Linked DNA regions of Homo sapiens: region 2 is linked to region 1. A link is a contact called in ENCODE Hi-C or POLR2A ChIA-PET data. All regions are on one chromosome and are shown on one strand. The core of a region is the stretch at or near the end of the contact, and the rest is flanking DNA. Distances in the headings are between cores, read along the strand shown.

Evidence for each region. Hi-C counts contacts between places; a loop is a spot of excess contacts on that map. ChIA-PET counts read pairs that join two places held with the same protein, here RNA polymerase II (POLR2A). Pooled maps may share reads with other maps.
Region 2: a loop to region 1 is called in a map of endothelial cell of umbilical vein, with 8 times the contacts of the local background. The contact joins the promoter of CYP2U1 here to the promoter of SGMS2 in region 1. A Hi-C loop is called at or near these places in 5 of 168 maps with a recorded cell type or tissue (ascending aorta, chondrocyte, endothelial cell of umbilical vein and 2 more) and 10 of 50 pooled maps. POLR2A ChIA-PET finds 5 or more read pairs at or near these places in 2 of 52 experiments (MCF 10A and endothelial cell of umbilical vein).

What each region holds. Positions count from the first base shown.
Region 1 is chr4:107,823,677-107,826,376 of GRCh38, reverse strand. SGMS2 (sphingomyelin synthase 2) reads right to left here and starts at 1,445. Exons shown (of 7, transcript NM_001375905.1): 1 at 1,124-1,445.
Region 2 is chr4:107,930,246-107,932,945 of GRCh38, reverse strand. It overlaps CYP2U1 (cytochrome P450 family 2 subfamily U member 1), which reads right to left and starts at 1,397. Exons shown (of 5, transcript NM_183075.3): 1 at 813-1,397. The coding sequence starts at 1,302. CYP2U1-AS1 (CYP2U1 and SGMS2 antisense RNA 1) reads left to right here and starts at 827. Exons shown (of 7, transcript NR_125929.1): 1 at 827-975. All of the region lies in intron 1 of LOC107986298 (a long non-coding RNA gene), which reads left to right. It overlaps LOC124900751 (a long non-coding RNA gene), which reads left to right and starts at 1,361. Exons shown (of 2, transcript XR_007058221.1): 1 at 1,361-1,973. RefSeq lists enhancers at 660-729, 790-859, 1,520-2,027 and a silencer at 1,070-1,659.

The DNA of each region.
Region 1 (2,700 bases), core at 196-2,695:
ATCACTTCCCAATCTAAGGAACTTGCCAAAGGATTTCACATGCTAACCCTCGGCCCACCAGGCTTATAAGGAGGACATTCTGTGGAAATTAATTGGTTATTACCTAAGCCAGCTGCAACACACTATTATTTATATATAAACAGCTATAATTTGTTGGGGTCTGCTTTGTACCAGACATTATGAGAAGTCTTTTGCGCTTTAATCCTCATTATTATCCTCATTATTAATCCTTATTTAATCCACCTTATTATCTGAAGTAGCTATAATCCCATTTTACTGGTTCAGAATGTTTAATGTGCCTGAGCACCCACCGTTAATAGAGGAGACTGGTAATGAAACCAAGGATTTGAAAAGTTAGGTACAGATTGAAAACCCACGCCGAATCCAGTGACACTAAACAGTTGAATCTCTTCAAAATATAACACACATGTCAAAATGATTTTAAGGTCATTTCAGAGCAGGCAAGACTTGAAATAGAGGACCGGCAACATTAATAAATAAAAAAGACTACAGGACATAACATTTTGAGTTGGTTTCAAGCCGTGGATAATTAATGATTATCCATACCTCTGGATGGATGTTGACAGGGGTTCCCCGCCCCTTATTTTCGCTGAGAAACCAAGTCTTCCCTTCCGTAAAGGGAGCAGCTCTGGAATGCCACACGTTGAAGGGTTTCGGTGTGGGCTGCCCAGAGCTGGGCTGTTACTGTTCACACATCATCAGTAAGTGCCTCTCAAAAAAAAAAAAAAAAAAAAAGAGAAAGAAAAGAAAAACCACACACACAAACACACACACACAGTCCCTCCTCCACCAACTGAACTTCAGCCCTGACCTCCGGAGTGGTTCTGGACAATCTGGGGTTTAACCTGTGCCCTTCCAACGCCAGGACCGGGGTACCCGAAATGGGTTGCAAATGAATGAGATGACTGCTCAGAGGAAGGAGACTAAGGCACACATCTCTCCTCCAGACCACAAAATCGAGGAAGCATGCCCTGGGCGGGGAGGGTGGGGGCCGGATTAGAGCCACGTCCCCGCTTCGCAATCCACCTTTCCCCTCCCGCGCTTCGGAGGACTCTCCGCTCCCCAGCCCATCCTCCTCCTGGCCCCTCCGCGCGCTCCTTACCCGCTGGTGGCCAGGGCTCCAGACACTCCCAGCTGAAGGCACTTGCTCCCGGGAAGGGGATTTGCCAGGGGATGGAGCCCGCTGCCGCAGCCGCCGCGACCAGCCCCGGGCGTCACCACCCTCGGGCCGAAGCCGCTAGAAAGTTTGCTCGGGGTCTCGCCCTCCCACGCCGCGGCCTGACTAGGGGAAGCAGCTCTCCGGGTCCCTCCCGCGGCCGCCGCCCCCGAGGCCGCACTCGGCGGCGCTGCAGCACCGGCCAGGCTCCGTGCGCGCCGAGGGCTGGGTCTCCCCGCCCCACTCGGCCCACGGCGCGGCGCTCAGTGTTGACCGCGGCCCCGCGCCCGCTCTCCCCGCCCGCCGCGCGCGGCCCGCTCCCTGCGCCCTGCGCCCAGCGCGCTCTTGACATCATTCATTCTCTCACACCCTCGCCCGCCCACTCCATTTCCAAACAGTGACTCACCCGTCGGCCCGGTGGCAGCAGTGCCCGTTCCTGCTGCCGTGGCTCTCCTGGCGCAGAGTGGAGCTCGAAAAACCTGCGCGACTTCTTAAGAAGAAAATCCCAGCCGACTCTCCCCTCGCGGCTGTTTAAGGTGCAGAGAAGGAGGGGCTTGGCAGGCAGGGCAGTTTGGCTCCCGGCCGAAAGGCTGAGGGCCTGGAGCTGACCTCCCTGAGCGGCAACAGAGATCAATCTGGGAAAGTTCTTTGGGTGCCACTCCCAGCAACTTTCAGGGGTGGGGCTGGAACGGGATCCCCCACCCCCGCACCCGGCCTGTTTCGGAAACTGCTTCCTGACGGCGTGTGAGTGGGCTTGGGAGCGCCAGCGTTGATTCAGAGGGTTTATCGGTGTTGACCGGGCCTAGGTCAAAGAGGTGGGTTTCCAAACCTCACAGCGTTGCCTGGCAAGGTTAGTCATCAGTCCGCATGGTATGAGCTGGAAGGTTGCTCCAAGCTAATGAGGTGGCAGCACTGTCCCTTTCGTGCCTAACCATCGTGTCATTTGTCCTGTTAATTGATTTACTTCTCACTTAAGGAATCGTAACCAAAATAAACAGTGTAAGTAGTTATTTGCTTAACTGAATACTGCGCTTTTCCGCAGCTTTTGGGGCCCAAGGCAGCCGTGTGGTTTCTTCGAAGGCCTCAGTAGTTTTTTAAAAGGGGGATTGCTGTCTTTAAAATGGTAATGGTTCTACATTGTCCTGGAGTTGCTATTCATACACCTGCTGGGCAGTTTTCAAAGTAAACGATGGCAGCCTCAAGGACTCTAACTAGGAATGACCAATCCGAGGGAATGTGGCTAAATCTTTCTTGACATAAGTTTTACATTAATGTCTCCTTCTGGACAAGATAATTATGTTTAGGATTTGCGCTGGTTTATGGGTGCTTCCATATAATCAACAAAAATAATGACGGGAATCTTTGGGTTTCTAGTGCAGATATCATGTGGGTCAACAGTCATTTGTGGCTATTAAAGATGATGGTAACAGAAAAGAATATACAAGGCAGGCAATCCCCAAACTCGCAACTTCAAGATGTCGTCACAGTACAGGCAACCAAAGAAAATGGACAAATGGGATCAT
Region 2 (2,700 bases), core at 148-2,647, 110 kb before region 1:
TAAAGTTATGTAGCGTCAGTTTTGAAAAGTGTAGTGAAGGAAAAGTGCTTGGGCAAGGGACCTGGTTCTAACAAGGGAGGCTACCCTACTTGCAGAGGCTGTGAGAAAAGGCTTCCCCAAGGAAAAGGCATTTAACACCTGACTGATGCGTAGGAGTGACTCAGAAAAGAAGTCAGAGACCTAAGCCAGCCAGTAAGACAAAGGGGGACGGTAGAGACAGGTTAGATTGGACATTTTATTGCAGCAGATAACACGTTTTCCAACCCCCAAAAATGTCCAATTTAGACTCCCATACGCAGGAATCAGAGGCTATGAACCAAAGCCGGAGATTTGGTAATAGGCTTCTTCTGTGTTTTCTGGACTTTTTATCTTATTGGAAATTATCTTCTTAAATTCTTACATTCGAAACCCACAAGGTAAAAAGAATATCCTTCCCTCTTTCTAACATGGGGGCCAAAGTTTCTCTCCGAGGTCACAGCTGGTGGAAGGGAAGGCTACTTTTGGAAAGATGGAACCTGGCTTGCCACCTTGTCCTTCCGCCATCCCTATTACTCTCCCTCAATCTCCGGATGACTTTTCTACTTATGATCTTGGAGTATGAGCAAGTCACGCGTCCGTCACTACTTGATGGGATCTTAAAGGCATCAGAAAGGAGAAGCGCCGCCACCACCATCACCTGTTAGTTCAGGATGCAGGTGTGAGGCAGCCTGGGGGCGCGGGCGGCCGGAAGGGGCACAGGAACTGCAGCCCCCACGCACCTGGAGACTCATCCGCGGCATCCGCGTACCCACAGCCCACGACCTCCCGCTCACCCTTCTCCTTGGTCACGATGGAGATGAGCGGCACCCGCGGGCGGTCGCTGAAGACCTCGGCCTGCTGCACCAGCGCCTCGCGCACGCTGTGGAAGTCGCTGAGGACCACCACCAGGTAGTGGCCGATAAAGAAGCTGAAGATGCTGCCGTACACGCGGGCTAGGTGAGCCAGGAGCACCTGCGGGCCTATGACCGAGGGATCAATCCCTGCGGCCCTGGTCCTGCTGCTCAGCCAGCTCCGCCGCCGGAGGAAGGGAGGCAGCAGCACGTGACCGAAGTTGCCCACCAGAGGCCAGGGCGTGGGCCCGGGCGGGATGCCCCGCGCCCGGCGCCTCCGCAGCCAGCTCCAGCCCAGCAGCGCTACGAGGCCGCATAGCAGCAGCGCGCCCCCGCTGGGGTCCAGCCGCAGCAGCCCCAGAGGCGCACGCAGGAGGCGCGCGGGCCAGGGCGGGTCCTCGGCCGGCGGCTGCGACGGCCCCGGAGACGACATGGTCCGGGCGCCGGCGGCCTCGGGTTCCCCTTGCTGCCTGGAGGAGACGCGCACGCAGCTGCCTGACCCGCGGCGCCAGTGTCCTGCTCTGCTCTGGAAGGTCGGGGGCGGGCAGGGGGTGTAGGAACGCCCCCGGATTGGCTGCGCCGCGCGCATTCTCCCCGCCGCCGCCACTCAGCGACGCCTGGGCGGAACCTGGAGGCGCGCCGGCTGCCTGGCGGAGGGGGTTGGCGGGCTAGCAGGCGGGGGACCTGAAGTTTGCCCCGAAGTCCGGTTACGACCCTTTGCAGGGTCGGGCTTGGCGGTGACTGTCCCTGAAACTGGGATGCTGGCAACACAACCTTGCGCTCTGATTGGCTGTTGGTTTCCCTTGTGTCATTCGTTTGTCATTATCACTCGTTTGTCAGTTGACAAACACAAACGCATGGTTATGAAGTGCATAAACCGTGTTAGGATCTGTACTGAGTGTGGGAAACTGGTGAACAGGCCCGTGAGATGGGTCGGCCTTAGCACCTGTGCCCTGAGCTGGGAGAATGGGGTCAACGCCCTATTCCTGCATGCTTCGGTGTAGTAGTGAAAAGACGGGGTTCCTTATCTAAACTGGGATTCGCAGCACCCTTTCCTCCACGCAGAGACAGCAGGATGCTGGGAAGCCGTGGAATGCAGAATCTGTGGGTGTCGGCTTGGCAGCCAACTCTGCGGAAGGGATGATGGCGGGAGTGGGGGGAGCGAGGGGCGGGCAGCGAGGCACGAGGAGTCACGTTCTGAGAGCTTGCCCTGGGCTAGAAAACTTATGCGGAGAGCGAAAGCTGTGTCCATTCCTGCGTGTGGCCTGGGTGCATTAGAAAATGTACTTAAATCCAGAAATAGCGAAACCAGAATTTGCTTGGTGGATTTAAGTAGCTAGAAATATGAAAAGAAGATAACCGGTTGAGGGAGGGGTGGCAATATTATTATTGGTGTTAGACAACACTTGAAAGGCTGAGGTTGAAATATTAGATATGAATTGTATAATACTTTAAAAACAAAGTATTACTTTATTTTATCTTCTCAGATAATGGCTTTCCTGATAAGGGCTTCCCTTTCAGTCTTGTTTAGGCCAAATCCTGTAGTTTCTGTTCAAGTTGGATTGAGCATAGAATTGTCTGTACTGGGCCATTTTTCTAGCCGTTTCATTTTTCTCCATACATTAAAAGTTTGAACACCACGCTGTACCTATAAAAATGTGATCAAAGAAAGCATAGTGAGTCCTCAAATAAATACATGATCCATTTTATTTTTCTATAAACAAGTGATGCCAGTAGGATATGTTAAATTTCAAGTCCACTCTGTTCTCATATTCTTTTTGACATGCTTTTCATGTTATTTTAAGCTTATGCACCCCAAACAAAAAAAAAA